Regions from separate parts of the Mus musculus genome. Here region 2 is linked to region 1. A link is a loop called in an ENCODE intact Hi-C map of the cell type or tissue named here. Cell type or tissue: left cerebral cortex. All regions are shown on one strand. Links, peaks and the distances in the headings refer to the core of each region. The heading gives the core; the rest is flanking DNA.

The links. A loop is a pair of places that touch in the nucleus more often than their neighbours do. Peaks named below come from ENCODE experiments on the same cell type or tissue, not always from the same donor. Only the 100,000 strongest peaks of a DNase experiment are listed, where the experiment ranks them.
Region 2: a loop joins it to region 1, with 10 times the contacts of the local background. A loop is called at or near these places in 4 of 42 quality-filtered maps.

The regions. Positions count from the first base shown.
Region 1 is chr5:83,050,516-83,059,785 of GRCm38, reverse strand. No RefSeq gene overlaps it. Among named protein-coding and RNA genes, the nearest start is that of Mir1187, 260 kb to the right of the region's middle. In left cerebral cortex, for the core only: no CTCF peak of the experiment used is centred there; DNase peaks (open chromatin) are centred at 4,787 and 5,268; H3K27ac peaks cover 1,706 bases.
Region 2 is chr5:82,725,311-82,734,580 of GRCm38, reverse strand. No RefSeq gene overlaps it. Among named protein-coding and RNA genes, the nearest start is that of Mir1187, 69 kb to the left of the region's middle. In left cerebral cortex, for the core only: no CTCF peak of the experiment used is centred there; DNase peaks (open chromatin) are centred at 4,659, 5,104, 6,173 and 6,635; H3K27ac peaks cover 2,214 bases.

The sequences.
Region 1 (9,270 bases), core at 518-8,517:
CAGAATATCTATGCTCCAAATGCAAGGGCAGCCACATTCATTAAAGAAACTTTAGTAAAGCTCAAAGCACACATTGCATCTCACACAATAATAGTGGAAGACTTCAACACACCACTTTCAACAATGGACAGATTGTGGAAACAGAAACTAAACAGGAACACAGTGAAACTAAAAGAAGTTATGGGAAAAAGTGGATTTAACAGATATCTACAGAACATTTTATCCTAAAACAAAAGGATATACCTTCTTCTCAGCACCTCATGGCACCTTCTCCAAGATAGATCATATAATTGGTCAAAAAAAGAGGCCTCAACAGATACAAAAATATTGAAATTGTCTCATGCATCCTATCAGAACACCATAGACTAGGGCTGATCATCAATAACAACATAAATAATAGAAAGCCAACATTCACTTGGAAACTGAACAACACTCTTCTCAATGGTCAAGGAAGGAATAAAGAAAGAAATTAAAGACTTTTTAAAGTTTAATGAAAATGAAGCCACAACATACCAAAAATTATGGGACATAATGAAAGCATTTCTAAAAGGAAAACTCAGAGCACTGAGTGTCTCCAAAAAGAAACTAGAGAGAGCACACACTAGCAGCTTGACAACACACCTAAAAGCTCTAGATCAAAAGGAAGCAAATTCACCCAAGAGGAGTAGAATGCAGGAAATAATCAAACTCAGGGGCGAAATCAACCAAGTGGAAACAAGAAGAACTATTCAAAGAATCAACCAAACAAGGAGCTGGTTCTTTGAGAAAATCAACAAGATAGATAAACCCTTAGCCAGACTCACAAGTGGGCACAGGGACATCATCCTAATTAACAAAATCAAAAATGAAAAGGGACAGATAACAACAGATCCTGAAGAAATCAGAAACATCATGAGATCCTTCTACAAAAGGCTATACTCAATGAAACTGGAAAACATGGATGAAATTGGCAAATTTCTAGACAGATACCAGGTACTAAATTAAATCAAGATCAAGTTAATGATCTAAATAGTCCCATATCCCCTAAAGAAATAGAAGCAGTCATTAATAGTCTCCCAACCAAAAAAAAAAAAAAAAAGCCCAGAAATAGATGGGTTTAGTGCAGAGTTCTATCAGACCTTCAAAGATGATCTAATTCCAATTATGCACAAACTACTCCACAAAATAGAAGCAAAAGGTACTCTACCCAATTCATTCTATGAAGCCACAATTACTCTGATACCTAAACCACAGAAAGATGCAAAGATAGAGAACTTCAGACCAATTTCCCTTATGAATATTGATGCAAAAATTCTCAATAAAATTCTCGCTAACCGAATCTAAGAACACATTAAAACAATCATCCCTACTGACCAAATATGTTTCATTCCAGGGATGCAGAGATGGTTTAATATACGGAAATCCATCAACGTAATCCATTATATAAACAAACACAAAGATGAAAACCACATGATCAGCTCCTCAGATGAGGAGAAAACATTTGACAAATTCTTACAACAATCAGGAATTCAAGGCCCATACCTAAACATGATAAAAGCAATCTACAGCAAACCAGTGGCCAACATCAAAGTAAATGGTCAGAAGCTGGAAGCAATCCCACTAAATCAGGGACTAGACAAGGCTGCCCACTTTCTCCCTACCTATTCAACCTTGTACTTGAATTCCTAGCCAGAGCAATTTGCCAACAAAAGGAGATCAAGGGGATTCAAATTGGAAAGAAAGAAGTCAAAATATCACTTTTTACAGAAGATATGATAGTATATATAAGTGACCCTAAAAATTCCACCAGAGAACTCCGAAACCTGATAAACAGCTCTGTTGAAGTGGCTGGATATAAAATTATATCAAACAAGTTAATGGCCTTTCTCTACACAAAGAATAAACAGGCTGAGAAAGAAATTAGGGAAACAACACCCTTCTCAATAGTCACAAATAATATAAAATACCTTGGCATGACTCTAACTAAGGAAGTGAAAGATCTGTATGATAAGAACTTCAAGTCTCTGAAGAATGAAATTAAAGAAGATCTCCGAAGGTGGAAAATCTCCCATGCTCATGGATTGGCAATATCAATATAGTAAAAATGGCTATCTTGCCAAAAGCAATCTTCAGATTCAATGCAATCCCCATCAAAATTCCAACTCAATTCTTCAATGCATTAGAAAGAACAATCTGCAAATTCATCTGGAATAACAAAAAACCTAGGATAGCAAAAACTCTTCTCAAGGATAAAAGAACCTCTGGTGGAATCACCATGTCTGACCTAAAGCTGTACTACAGAGGAATTGTGCAGTAGCATTGTACAGTTTAGATGCTTCTGAGTCCAATATAGAACCACCAAGAAGAATTGAATAGCAAAATCAAAATTCACAGCACATATAGATTGCAGAAAATTTCCATCATTCCCAAGGTACCTTTGATGGGGACTGTTTTACTTTCCTTTCTGTTGCTATAATAAAATGCCCCGACCAAAGAAAAAAAAAAAAAAAAAAAAAGAAAAAAGCTGCATGGTACTGGTATAGTGACAGACAAGGAGACCAGTGGAATAGAATTGAAGACCCAGAAATGAACCCACACACCTTCGGTCACTTGATCTGTGACAAGGGAGCAAAAACCATCCAGTGGAAAAAAGACAGCATTTTCAACAAATGGTGCTGGCACAACTGGCGGTTAACATGTAGAAGAATGCGAATTGATCCATTCCTATCTCGTTGTATTAAGGTCAAATCTAAGTGGATCAGGGAACTCCACATAAATCCAGAGACACTAAAACTTATAGAGGAGAAAGTGGGGAAAAGCCTTGAAGATATTGGCACAGGGGAAAAATTCCTGAATAGAACTGCAATGACTTGTGCTGTAAGATTGAGAATTGACAAATGTTACCTCATAAATTTGCAAAGCTTCTGTTAGGCAAAGGACACCGTTAATAAGACAAAAAGGCCACCAACAGACTGGGAAAGGATCTTTACCTATCCTAAATCAGACAGGGGACTAATATCTAATATATATAAAGAACTGAAGAAGGTGGACTCCAGAAAGTCAGATAACCCCATTAAAAAATGGGGCTCAGAGCTAAACAAAGGATTCTCACCTGAGGAATACCGAATGTCTGAGAAGCACCTGAAAAAATGTTCAGCATCCTTAATCATCAGGGAAATGCAAATCAAAACATCCCTGAGATGCCATGTCACACCAGTCAGAATGGCTAAGATCAAAAATTCAAAATCCATCTCTTAATACTTTGATCACAGCTCCACAGTGTGGTCATTCAGTAAGCTGTGTCTGTTAGCATGATGGAGGTGTTAACAGCAGAACACACAGTTCCGTAAACGCATTTACTACAGATGTCTCTCAGTTCTTACCCGCTAAATGGAAAGAATTCCTTTTATATATTGTAATCATATTTTTACTTGTTAAAGAAAATAAAAGCAAGCAGTCCAATCAGGTATTAAATTGATCCCCTTCCAAACACAGTAGAGGTACAGTATGGTATATCCTGTGGGTTTTAAGTATTTTTATGGAGATATATATATATATATGTTAGGTGGCATATTTAAAGAATAATGTAGTGACCCTTTACTCTTCATCATGGTATATTGAATCTCTTCTTTAGAGCCATCATCATCTTAAGGATTGTTTTTATTTTTCTTTCATGTGTGTAAGCATTTTGGCTGGTGTAAGTGTATAAGTTTCTAGTGCCCTGGGGAGCCAGAAGGGCATGTTGGACCTCCTGGAACTAGACTTACAGACAGTGGTTATAAGTAATTGTTTTGATGGTGTGAGCTGAAACCACATTTTTTTTTTGAAGAGCAGTGTATGGTTTTCATGACTGAGACATCTCTCTAGTCCCCTTTGAGTACTATTTTCCTATCTTTCAATATAGTATTGAAATACAAAGCAGAAGATAAAACTACAGGGCCAATGACATTGTAATCCAGCCAGAATCAGTTGACAATGAAGACTAGTTGCTAATGTGTAAGTATGGGAAAATGTCACTGTGCCTTAAAGGTTGGTATAAGAAGAATAGGAGATCTGTTTGCAGCCACAAGGGAATTAAATCACAAATGGATATCCTGACAGTCAGAAGCCACAGTGACCAGACTACAGCTGCTCTTTTCCTGCTTACCACATATATAATTAAGTTTTCAAGGTCTTGTGATTTATGTCTTGAATACATTTTGGTTAAATATTTTACTGAAAACTTGAAAAAGCCAACTTACATATAAAGTAACAAAGGAACCTTTAGCTGAGAGATATGAAGCATAAACCTGTCAGGATGGGATGTTGGGGGAAGATCTGAGAGAATATAAGAGAGGAAAAACTGTGATCAGAATATACTGAATGAAAGAAATTTTATTTACAATAAAAAATATAAAATAGCTATTTTAGTTTTAAAATTTACATTTTTATGTTGAAGGTTTGTATCAGAGATTCACAATCACCTGCCAGGCTTAACATATGGAATTTGGCTTGGGATGTCTTTCATGAGTCCCTTCTCTCAGCTGGACCAATTATGTATATTATACAACCTAATACACTGGTATAAGGAAAAGACCAAATATGGCAGGGAACATCTAATGTGAGCTGTCATAAAGGCCACACTCTTGATTTAAATAGGGAATTTGAAAGCGTATTATATGTTAGATGAAATGATTAAGATGAAGCCCGCTCTTAAATAACCAAGCCATTTAAAAATGGCGAGAGCCATGAAGGCAGCACAGCTGTCTGATGCAGTCCAGTGAAGCTGAGTCAGATGCTGTTTTCAACATTGTGCTGGCTTTCATCCTGGGTTTCTAATCTCTGTGTGTTGCATTTGTGGGAGACTTTACACTATGACTCATTTATGTCTTTTCCCAGAAAATGTATTTCTGTTTTCAAAGAAGTAAGCTTGTCTCCCACTACTTAGGAGATTTTCCCTTGGGTACCACCCCACCCTGGATCATCTAGACCCACCATTTCTAGGCACATCTTCTCCCACCAAGTCCCAGTGAGGCAGTCCAAGTAGAGATGAAGAAGATCTAATGACAGGGAACAGAGACCAAGGCAACCCCTATTCAACATTTTAGGCGACCCACATAAAGACCAAGCTGTCATTTGTTCCAAATTTGTAGAGTTTAGATCCAGCTCCTGCATGCTCCTCGGCTCCTTTGGCCCCAACAGTCCCAGTTAACTCTGGGGTTCTTCTCATAGTGTGAATGACCCCTCTGACTTACTCCCTTCTATCCCTCACTCTTTCAAAAGACTCTTTGATTTCTGCCTGTCTGGCTGTGGGTCCCTGCTTCTGCCTCCATCTGTTGCTAGATGAGGCCTCTCAGAGGACAGTTATGCTAGGCTCATTTCCAAATGCATAGCAGAGTATCATTAATAGTGTCAGGGATTGGCTCTTTTATATGGGATATATGGTGATTTGAGTATGCTTGGGCCAGGGAATGGTACTATTAGGTATAGCCTTCTTGAAGGAAGTGTGTAACTGTGCAGATGGGCTTTGAGGCTCTCCTTCTAGCTGCCCTTGAGACACTTTCTCCTGGCTGCATTCAGATCAAGATGTAGAATCCTTGGCTCCCTCCCCAGCAACATCTCTGTCTGAGTGTTGCTATCCTTCCTGCCATGATAATAATGGACTAAACTGCTGAAATTTTAAGTCAGCCCCAATTAAATGTTGTCCCTTAGAAGAGTTGGTTTGGTCATGTTGTCTGTTCACAACAATAAAACCCTAAGACAGGTTGTGTCTCAAGTTGAGGTAGTCATGTGATGGCTTTTTCGTCAGTCTCTGCTTCATCATTATCCTTGTACATCTTGTAGGCAAGACAAATTTTGGGTTGAAAGTTTTGTGGGTGGATTGAGATATCCATCTCTTTTACCACTATCACCTTACAACAATCTTCGAATGATACATACTCTATTTCAAGACTATTCTGACATTACTTAAGTGTACTAAAAATAATGGTTATTTGTGACAGGCCTAAAATGCAGTGTCTTATAAAATTACTGCATGCTTGAGAAATTTGGGAGTGAAAAAAATGCATCTCTATGTATGTATGTATGTATATATGTATGTATGTATGTATACACACACATACACACACACAAACATACACATATATATGTCAGTGTGCCAACGTGTACACAGTCTGCTCCCAAGAAATGTTCACACAAGATTGCTCTTGGACTGTTAAAGCAATCCATGGGGTTCAACAATGTGAATATTTATACTTACTAGTTTACTAAAAGATATATCACAGAAAGTATCATGACAAAATTTGCATCAGAAGCAGAACTTCATATTGTCTTCATACATACCCTTCTCTAGGAATCCTCACTTATTTGGAACTCTAAAATCTCTCAACTCAAACTTTGGTGGTAGGCATAGACTTGTAATTATATTAGTATGTGGAGTTTGGAAAATTTCCATGGAGCAACCCCATATGTAATAATCTATATCCTACCAGCCACTAGCTTACTCAATAGCATGCAAGAGGACACATCCCACAAGATTTCAAGTGTGTTTTTCCAGTTGTTGGAGAAAAATAAATGGGAAGAGAAATATGCTTACATTTAATAATATACAAGTTCATATTTAATGTTTTAAGGAATCTAATTAGCTAGAGAAACAAGATACTAGTTTTTTGTTTGTTTGCATTTGAGAAAAAGTTTTGGATGTATTTTACTTCAAAACTATACAGAATATTTCTGTACAAAATACTTGGATACAACCTGTTCTCATTTCTAGATTGTTCAATATGAATAATTATGTTTCCCAGAAGAGCTAAGGCATAGTTCTTCATATAAATGGATTAATAAATTTCTCTGACATCAAAGACTAATAATTTCCCAACATATGTCTGAAATCTTGTTTGAATATAATCTCTCTTAAAGGTCCATGGGAAATAAAAATACTTACTAATTCACCACTATTAAATATTTAGGAAAATAATTATATATCAACCTCTTGAATAAATTGTTGAACAAATATTCACTGACTTTGTCAGTATTTTCAAAAATTATTAATAAAGTTCCTACTTTTTAGAATAAGTATATTAGATTGTTATATTTTGATCACTATTGTTATTTCAGATCCTCAGGTTACAGCATTATATAATATTTATCTAGGTATATGAGTCATTCACTTTCTATTTTGATAGCAATTTGTATCTTGTGCTCCTCACATTTTTGTTTTTGTCGCTCCAAGGTCAGTGCATATAACAACATATTACACAGAAATAAATGACATACATTTAGTAGGAAGCCAACTACACACTACATATTATGATATTATCAAAACATTATTGCAGCTTTCTTTTTGTTCTTGACAACAAGTTGGTGTTATTTTAGCTCAATATGTATTTTTCATTATTTCGTTAAAATTTTATGATTTGTAGGATGTATGGCTTATAAAATTGATTTATTCTAAAGAGTAAAATAGGCACTAATTTCTCATATAGGAGACCATGAAATTACATTTAAAAGTTTTAAATCTATTCCACACAAATGTCAAAAGAAACTATTTTATTATCTGTTTTAGAATGCACATATTTGTATGCTTTATTTATTATATATCTATTAATAATGACATAAAATAATGCCTGTGAGAAATCATTTACCACTGCATAATATTTCCTTGAAAATAGATCATAGTTATTTTATTGTTTACATTTTTAAAACTCATTAAAATCTTGCGTGAGATTTCACCTGATTGATTGTTTCATAAAAATAGTTTCCAGAATATGAGTTTTTGAGGACCCTGGTGCTACATTCAACTTATCCAGATAAATCAGTATTATCTCTACATATTAAGCTCTTCATCACAGTTATTAATACTCTTAGGCATGTTAAATATCACATTTACCAGTTCAGAAGAAATGTAAATGAAGGAGTATAAGGATATTGAGAAGCTGTCTTTGTCAATAATCATCATTTCTTATTTTTATAATGTTCATTTTCTATCTTACCTGTGACAGTCATTGTAAATTCTCCATTTGACAAAATCTAGAGACCCCTAGAAGATGGATAAACTTCTGGATAAACTATGGAAATTCATCTTATGTTCATTGGGATGGAAGACATCTTAGTTGTAGTTGGTACCATTTCCTGGAGAAATTGAACTAAGCATCCATGTTCAAATCTTTCCTCTTCTCAAGTGTAGACCTGATGTGACCAGCTGCTTCAACCTCCTGTTCTTTCCACTTTCCAAATTATATCATATGGACCTTAGCAAATAAGTTCCTTCTGCCTCACAGTTTTTTTTTTCCAGTGTGTTTTATTGCAGCCATAGGAAGAGAAACTGATACAAAATATGGTTCTGAAAAACAGGGCTCTTGACTAATTCTATCTTTGATAGTTCGAGATATTGTTTTAGTTAGAAGTGAAATATTTAGGCTAGAGAGGCCATAGGATACTTGGACTAGAGCTCATTGAGAGACGTTTTGGTGGGAGCTTAGAAGACAAGAACACTTAGCGTAGTGTTGAGAGTGGTGGCCTTATTCGTGACATTTCAACTTGAAATTAGGACTAAATCAAGAAATGGGTTAGCAGCTATCTGTGACAGGATTTTTCCCTGTCCAATTACATTAAAATATTAGAGCAGCATGAGGCCTGCGATTGGACAGGGAAAGGAAGGTGGGGCTAAGAGTTGCAGAGACAGAGCACATCTTAGGAGAGAAGGGAAACGAAGATGGTGTTGTACAGACAGGAAGAAGATTCTGATCCTGCGTGGTTTTAATTAGCTACATGTAGTTATGAAGAATAGAATATTTGGGATAATTTGTCTAATCTAGGTGGGCAGCGTTTATCATTATCAATTGGTTCTGAAATTATTGTATTGGCATCTCATGAATTGAGAATTTATTGATACAGAAATCTGATTGGTTAACTATAAGCCTCAAGAATTTTGTTTCTACAAAACTGCTGGTATTGTAGCAGCAGATGACTGGGAGGTATGTGGTCCTTGTATGGTGCTGGCTTGGAAAAGAAGGAAACTCAGAAGTTCCAGCCCCACCAGAGAAGTGGCAGGCAGAGAGTTACTGGATGGAGTATGGGAATTTGGCAGTTCTTTCTTTAATATTTCACGCAACAGTTATCTATGTGATATTTGACCCCAAATTAATGTCCCTTCAATTCATGTTCTAAGAACTTGAATGGGATTGAATTAAGAGATTGGACTAATTAGTTTAACAAAGAAATATGCCCCTACCTCTAACCAGTAATATGGTATTTTAATCAACTAAAAGAATTTTGAACTAAAAACAGATATTGGGATATATATTCTTCTAT
Region 2 (9,270 bases), core at 861-8,860, 330 kb after region 1:
AGGTTGACTTGGCATTGGCTTTGATGAAAATGTGAAGTTCATCCTCTAAGAAATAACAGAATAATTATCAGTAGTGATCAAGTAAAAAGAGTTTTGATAGTACATAAGGGAGTATTTATTCATTTAAGTGCCTATTTTGAGAATCAATGAAAAGAGCTGCCAATGTTTGTGGTGATAAGGAAAAATATTGTTAAGCTTTACATTTAATGCTATCATTCTTTTATATGAATCACATATAGAATCTGTGACTGTGCCATGACTTAATTCAGAAAAATTTCATGTTTGAGTTTCAGTAGACAGAAATGTCTGATTTGCATTAGGTCATGAATAGTAGATGTTACAATTGAGATGAGAACCCAATAGCAATGCTGGCCAAGAGCTGCTACTAAAGTGGTTGTGGATGCTCCCTTAAAATCACTAACAGAATTTAAAATATTATGAGCAACTTAGAAGATACAGTAAAACAAGACATAGAGCTGTTTAATATTTGAAGAATTAACTTAGAATCTTGGCAGACACGATGTGGGAAAGAAACAAATGAGAATCCATTGGAAACAAACAGAAGATAATGATTCTGTTCTAGCGTGATGCCCATATAGTTAAATGGCATCACCAGAAATGTACAAAGTGAGAAAGTGAGTCATGAATCCTAACACAGGATGCCTCAATGTTTTGCTAAGGAAATGTTTCATAATGAGCAAGTTTGGAAAAATGCCTGACATGTGTCACAAAGCCACAGAAATAATTAGAAGGAGTATGAGGTAAGCTGCCTTTGCTCATGACTAAGAAGAATGTTAACGGAATTAAAAAGTGTTCTAATCATATGATCATTTCCCTATAATAATGTAGTCAATCTATAAAGGAAAATTTATTACCACAAATCAAGAGGAAGAGGAACACATTTTTGTAAGTTTCTGGAAGGACGTAAAACCCATTTTATAAACTGATGGATCTTTACTCACTTCTTGTACTTTTCATTACATATAGCGATTAAACTGCATAGACTTCTGGAGACTATGGCAAACTGCTTGCCTCCTTTCTTATATTTGTATACCAAACATCTTAAAATGTCTTAAAGATTCAAAAGTGTATTTTTGAGTAGGAGAGCATGAAACTTTACTAAACAGTTATATTGCAGTCAGTTTTCCATGCTAGTCATTAGTGGTATTGTCAGAGGTGACACACATCCGCTAGTGCACATGTGACCCCATTAGAGACATGACCACCACCTGTCTGACATTAGCATCTGGGAACAACCAAAGAAAACATGTAGTAAGCTTAATTAGGACATTTAAAAAGTTTAGCAACAATGGATGACGAAGATATAGAAGGTACCTCAGATGGCTCTAAGCCTGTCACTTAATGTGCTAGCTTAATTAAAGGGTGCTCTACTCATTAGGAGATAATGACATGTCAAAATGCTACTTGTTACAAACAATAAAGTGATGAATTGTGATTATATAAGGCTAATTCTTGTGGCTATCTGGATTTAATTAAGGGATAATTGCACACACATGTGAGCACCTGGAGTAATTTTAAAACTTAAATTGTCTTAGTATATAAAAATGTAACAGGGGTTTAGGATTAGGGCAGAGGGACTTTGTGTCCTAGAGGTAGATCTATTCTCTTCTCTCTGGGACTTTAACAATGCTATCGGGGGATAGTGTTTTGGAAAGCCCGCTCAAGTCACTAAAACACTCACATTACTCTCTCTTTGAGTCTGATGTGTACAGTTTCACTAGTAGCCATATCTGATACCCTAATCACAAATGAGCCCAGCCAGTACTATCATGATCTCATCAGAGCGGTAGATGCCTGTAAGGGTTGTGTCTTAGTTAGGGTTTCTATTCCTGCACAAACATCATGACCAAGAAGCAAGTAGGGGAGGAAAGGGTTTATTCAGCTTACACTTTTCACATTGCTGTTAATCACCAGAAGATGTCAGGAGTGGAACTCAGGCAGGTCAGGAAGCAGGAGCTGATGCAGAGGCCATGGAGGGATGTTACTTACTGGCTTGCTTTCCCTGGCTTGCTCAGCCTGCTCTCTTATAGAACCAAGACTACCAGCCCAGAGATGGCACCACCCACAAGGAGACCTCCCCCACTTGATCACTAATTGAGAGAATGCCTAGCAGGTGGATCTCGTGGAGGCATTTCCCCAACTGAAGCTCCTTTCTCTATGATAACTCCAGCTGTGTCAAGATGACACAAAACTAGCCAGTACAGGGCGTAACCAAAATGAGGTCTATCCACAGTCAAGTATGATTGTGGAAGATGATAATGGAGCCACACTTCTTTGTATTGACCTATTTGATATTGATGAATTTCAGGGTGAGGGAAGACATTGTCTTCAATTGTGTACCCACTGAGGTGCTACCACCTATGTTCAAACAGACGAACTATGCTAACATAAGTAGGATTCATAAAAATAACAAAGATAACTCATGAACATCCATCTGAAGGGAGCTTGAAGCTTGTGGTAATACAGATCAGAGTGGGCTTTTTAGGAGGAGGTTGCACTAATCTGAATGGAAATTAAACATGTATGCAATTGTCCAAGAACACACTCAATAAAAGATTTTTAAGAGAAGCATGTTGAATGGTTTGCATGTTCCACATGCATACATTAATGTGTTTGGATATAACATTATGCTTGTATAATACTGTGATTTCTTAAGATACTTGAAATTTCTGCTTTGTTTTCAGAATGCTATGACACACAATGAATATCCCAATTTATAGTCATATTTTAATGTCAAATTTGCAGTGCAGGTTTTAACACAAATCTATTACTGATAGTATATTAATCTATTAATAATCAGTATAGCTCAAAAGACATGTTTTATTATTGCTAATAACAACCCCCAAAATCAACCCATATACTGGCACATACACACACAAAAGCAACAACAACAACAACAAAAAACCCAAAATATATCCACAAAATAATCTTCAAGTATTTTCAGGCTTCAAACATGGTATGAATAAAATTTATCAGAAATATTTGTAAAACACACACTTAATTTTTTTTAATTTTGTGTATAAGGGATATGTATTCGTACATGAATGTAGGCATTAATGAAGATGGTATGCCATATGCCATAGTATCCCAGTTCCTTAGTTTTAACTTAGAAGAACTAGCAAATGAAATGGAGGTTAGCTTAGAGAATAAAATAGATTATAGAATATGAATTTTTTTCTAATGGAATCCACTTCCCATTATGTTACTAGCAACAGAATTATTTGCATGTGATATTTTAAGATTTGTTTCAGAAAATCAATATTATATGGTTATCTCAAGATGCAACAGAGTAGGTTTTACTAAAAGCACTTAATAGATTAATTTACTGCTAGTAAGAAAATGTGTATTTTATCAGTATTTCTAAAGCTGTCTGAAACAATTTTGAAACTTAGGTACAGAAAGTATAGAATGGGGACAGGAGCTCAGTGACTAAGAACAAGGCTAAAAAGTTGACTTACTAGCATGCAAGTGGTCACCTACTTCAGTTCTAAGGTGCTCATGCACTTTTTTGACCTCCGCTGGCAGTAGAAACAAGTGGTGCACATAACATGTGTTCAGGTACATACACATGCTTCAAATGCTCTTACCAAAAACTCATAACTTTTAAATAATTTTGCCAGATTCAGTTTTTTTTCCACCTTCTGTTTCACTCCATTTTCTGGTCTTCATATTTTTTCTATATTCATCAACCAATCAATCGTTTGGTGATTCACTATATATGCCTTACTTTCCTAGACACACCTATTCATCTGAAACCTACTTTGAGCTAGATAGATTATTCCTCATTTCCTAGTTAAGCCATTATAGTTTGGAATGCAGATTTGGATCACACTTACAGGAATGCCAGATAGCAAGGTCTTTTATGATAACTGATTTCTATAATTTTTTTTTAAAAATTAATATAGAATCAAAATAACTACAGAAAAACAAAGTGGTTCTTGAAAACAGTTATTCAAAATTAAGTGGCACTTCCCTTGTTGATGTCTGTGCACTATTTCTCAGATAACATTAAAATAAGTGCTTACTATTAAAAATACGTACTGGATGAAGCTAAATTAACATAGGACTAGTAGTTCATACCAGCATTAAGAATGTAATTAAAAGATGATTTATTATTTCGTATTATTTATCACTTTGTCACATTTAACTCATTTTTCTCATTTTTCTTTTTTCCATTTTTTTCCTCTTTTACCAGTCTCTAAATACTTGGATGTCCCAACCATTTCTTGTCTTAATGGGTACACATATGATCAACCATATGGTTACAAACTAAAATATTTTCTGTCTTTTCTTTGTCCTAGAACTCCAGAAAATTCTAGTATACTCAATACATTCTACATCATATGTAGGATATGCAAGTGATCATAAACTAGACTTTCTCCTTTTCTTCAAAACCTGCTAATCTTCCAGTGTGCTGTGTCTTAGTGTGGGACAGTTCTTGCTGCCTGTCCTCTTATAGGCCACATGGAATCCATTAACCAGGCCATTTTCTACTCTTTAGAGTTCTTCTTTATAGCTCTATTACAACACCAATTTCAGTAGAAACAACTACACTATTAGACTTGTCTGGCAGAGCAGTAACAAAAAGAGTTCATGTTTGCATAAGTTTCCTGGCGGCATGGCGCATTTCTATGTAACAAAACTTTTTTTTTTTTTTTCTGAGTGAATTTTGAATAACAAGAACAGAAGGTCTGAAGTATGTAGTTCACTCTCAGCAAACTAGTGTGCTAGCAAGTGGGATCCAGAAAAGAAGAACACCCTTAAAGTGGTGTTGGGCTACAGGATTCCAAGGATTTGAACAGATCATCTCAAACCCTAATTGGTGACTGATTATATCTAAATCCCTTGAAAGTCAGGACATGATCCTTTCTTTCTCCATTGATATACACTAAAGACTCCCTGCCTCTCGTACTATCATAGGCTCAGAAGTTCTCAATGTACCTTTAACAAAGGTGTTGGGTAGAAAACCCAGTTTATATTATAAATTTACATAACCCTAGAAGCTATAACAGTAAAGCCCCACTAATGTGACTGTGCAACCGTGAGCTGAACTAGGGCAACACCAATAAACCTGCCACAGTGAATGAAGATGTGCCCAAGAGGCCTCAACCCTACACAAAGAACCCAGACAACTGCTACTGTCAGTAAGAGAGATCATCTTTTCCAGGGAAGCATATGCCAATTGGTTGTCCCATTTGAAAGGGTCAGCCCTGAAAAACATATCTACAGGTAATATCATATAGACTGAGCAGATGATAGTTAGAATATATGTGTATATATATGCAAAAACAATTAATGATGAAGGAGGCAATTTGAAAGAGAACAATGAGGGAGATATGGAAGTGGTTAGAAAGAGGAAAAATTGGGAAGAAATGTAATTATATTGTAATCACAAGAATAAAAAAAAAACTTTGCATACCCCTCAGGCTGATCGGAATGCTTCCCTCTTTCCTTTTGCCGATCGGTTTTCACATTCATTTAATTCTAGGATCTGAAAAAAAAATAGTGTGTGTGTATGCGCAAGTTACAGTATACATACATCATTTTTATTAAGTTTGTGTTTCATTATTATTACATAAGAAGTCCTCTGATATATGGTCCTGTGTAAAAACCCTGTAGACCAGGCTGACCTAGAATTCACAGAAATCCACCTGCCTCTGCCTCTGCCTCTGCCTCCAGAGTGCTAAGATTAAAGGTGTGCACCACCACCACCATCACCACCACCACCTGGCTAAGATATTTATATTATTAATGAGGCTGTATGACACTGTTCATTCTGTTGTACTTATCCAGTTTTTAATAAATATATAAACTCTGAAACTAGAGGAATTTTTCTAGCTGGGAAAAAAACATGTTTCTAATTTCAAACTGTTTAAAAGAAAAACAGGGAAAAGGAGGATTCACTAAATTGATGTAAATTCACCAACTTGTTTAAAAGTTCAGCCTGCCATTATTGGGACACTTCTCTGAAGGTGTACTGCACAAACGGAAACCAGAAGAAAACTTCTGCAAATTACAGCTCTGCAAATAACGATCTCTTCAGCAAGTGTTTTTTTTTTTTTTCCCCCTTCTCTTTCTCAGTTTTCACTTCTATTTTGAGAGCAGTTATTTTCAGGCCTTCCAGCTGACTTCTCTTCTGTAGAAGAGCACAGGGCTCTTGTAGTCATGCTAAATAGTCAAGTAGAAAGATCAGCCAGAAGGTACTCCTTAAAGCTGGATTTAAAAGACATTACTGTTTTAGAACATGGTCAGCCACAAAGTCTTTGAAGATTTGTCTCATCTCCTATCTATGGGATGCTTGTTAGTCATTCACAAGGATGCTTTCTCCCTTGTCAAGGGAAGCAGCAAAATAATTTCTGTTCCAAAACAAAATATGATGGGGATCTGGCCATTTGTTGATTTTGGGGAGTATATAAAATTATCTTAAAAACTCTCCCACTCTCCAAGGTCCATATGTACCCCTGGTTCATTGAGAATAAAGTATATGCAAACAAGCTGTTTCGTTGAATACTATCTTGAGAGAGGTGATTATCTGACCCTAATCTAAAAGAATCGTAACTTTAAAGAGCTGTAGCCCTGAGATCAATCTCCAGAGGAAACGTCCTTCCCACCAGCATTCACTGCTGAACCGCATCATGCTGACCCGCTCATTCTGGACTTTGCTTCATCCTTTCCCTCTTGGTGTGCGTCAGAGCAGGGACACACCACGGGAAGACAGGGACCACAGAACATAACTCCATTCTATTCTTCACCAGTAAGTATGGCGTGAAAACAGCTGCCTTTCTGTCATCACTGTAGCCATTTTCTTTTATGCCTGTACCAAGCCATTTAACATTGATACAGAGGACCTTTCTCATGCCTGGATTAATCATTTACCGCTTATTCCATTAAATTCTATGCTTTGGTGGAATTTGGAAATTCCCCAGACCCTCTCCCTCCTCTAGAGGCAATTGCAATAAAGGTCAGTTTGAACTGCTTTATTTAGCTACAATAAGTTTGGATCCCAACCAGCAGCAGCACTTCCTGCACCTATATATGAGATTTTATGGTCGCTATGAGGTTTTATTGTTTTAGCTTTTATAAGCTGCCCGTGGGAAACAGCTAGGAATGCAGTCTCAGTTCCTGAGTCTGATCTACATCCCTGATCAACCAGTCCCGGGTGTCTCGTGTGTGTGTTCAATAATCTATCCCTGTTTGACTAAGATCAGTGTCTGAGTGGTCTGTTAGGCAATTCCTGGACAAGTTAGTGTCCATTTTACAGTTTGTTCAATGTTGAGTAAAGTTATTCCATGAAAACTACCATTACCCAAGCATTAAATCAATTCTACTGCAGCCTACTATTGGCATTACATACTAATTGCTTGTTATTACTTGTACCAATGCAGAATTTTCCACAAAAGAGTGTCACAGGAAAAGAAAGTATTAAACTTAGTTGCTCTATATTACATGCTATAAATAAAGCAAATACATTTTATAACTCATATAGCCTGTACCTATTTATGTTCAGTTTTTACAAATACAAAGATGAGAATTACTATTTTTCTATGTAAGTACATATACTTTAACATTTAAAAAATTTCCATTCACATTATGGAAGACAATATCATGTGGGACTAAAAATTTTTAAGAAATTTAAATATTAATATGTGTTTGTATGTGTGCATGTGTGTATATGTGTTGCATTTATACATAGTTATTTATGTGTCCAGTTGCCTGTGCACACTTGATGGTCAGATGACATTTTTGTGTATTATTTTTCAGATGGCTTCATATTTATTTATTGATTGATTGATTGATTTATTCATTTATTCATTAATTTGTTGAGGAAAGGTATCTTCCTTGCTTAGAATTATGAAGTAGCTAATTGGCTAGTCAGGATCCCCTAAGAATCTATCTGGCTATGACTCCTCAACGCTGACATTAGAGAACTATAACATTAGATTTTGTTTTTTGTTTTTTGGGTTGTTTTTACATAACTTTTGATAAATAATATGAGGTTCCCACGCTTTCAAGCAAAGCACTTTACCAACTATAGAATGTCTCTATTTTCAAACAATAACAACAAAAATTCTACATTTTTAATCACATTTTTATATCAAAGTTTTAAATTTGAGAACTTATGGAGATAAAATTTCCCAAGCAAGTTTTGGAATAATTTTCAAATCATAGGCAATAAAAGAAAAATGCATTGCGCATTGTGTTCACACTGTGTGCTTTATTATTTAAAAATACACCCATTCTAAAATAGTTATTATACAAGCATAATTTTCTGCAAGAAGCTTAAGTAGGTTACACCTAACAAATATGAACACACCATTGATTAGAATCAATTTTAGTATCATTAGAAAAGGACTCACTTTTAAGTTCTTGTAGGCACCTTATTCACCTCTTCACAGAAAGGCTACTCTCCATTTTTTTTCCAAAGAAGTTACTACATACTATCCCTAGCTTTTGTCCCCGCTGGCAAGAACACACTCGGGACAACTGGAATCTTCTGCGGCAAGCTTTATTGCTTCTTCAGGAGGGAGACCCCGACCACAGAATATGGAGTCGTTTATATAGCCCTCAGCCATGGCATTTCAGCACCTGATATGGCGTGTCAGCTCCTGATTTGTTGCTCGCCCATCACTCCACTACTATGCCCGAGATGGGCAGTGACTAGGCGTGAGTTCACTCTCGCACCTGCTTACAAGGCTTGTTTACTAGTTAGGCACAGTGGAGGCCAGCACCATCTTATAATGGCGATTGCTTGCTGCTCGCGATTGCTCGAGGCACGGCTCTCCACGTCTCCCCCTCTTTATTTTATTAAAATGAGGCTGGACTAGGTCTGTGTAATCATGTCCATCTGCTGTGGCTCCTGTCTTAGGTCATTCCTCCAATGTCACAGCCTTTCCCGTCATAGGGTAACCCTATCGCCACCGGGCCCCGTGTCTTAGGTTGATCTGTGCATGAGGAAAGTTGCCCATCCCTGGATACCGCAGTGCTATGTGACAGTAACTACTAAATGACCTAGGGCAAACTCTACAAAAGAGGCCAGTCACCAATGTTAACTAATTCTTGAGCATAGATAGCCAGATTTTGGGGGAGGCCCCTTGCTCAATGGCAGCAAGTGCTTGAGCTATCACAACCTTGTCATTTGTTTGTTGGGTTCTGAACTTGCAAACCAACCAGAGCATGAACACAAGTCCACAGCAGGTGGCAACACAAAATAAACCTACCCCCACCCATTCCTTAAAATAAGAAAATGCA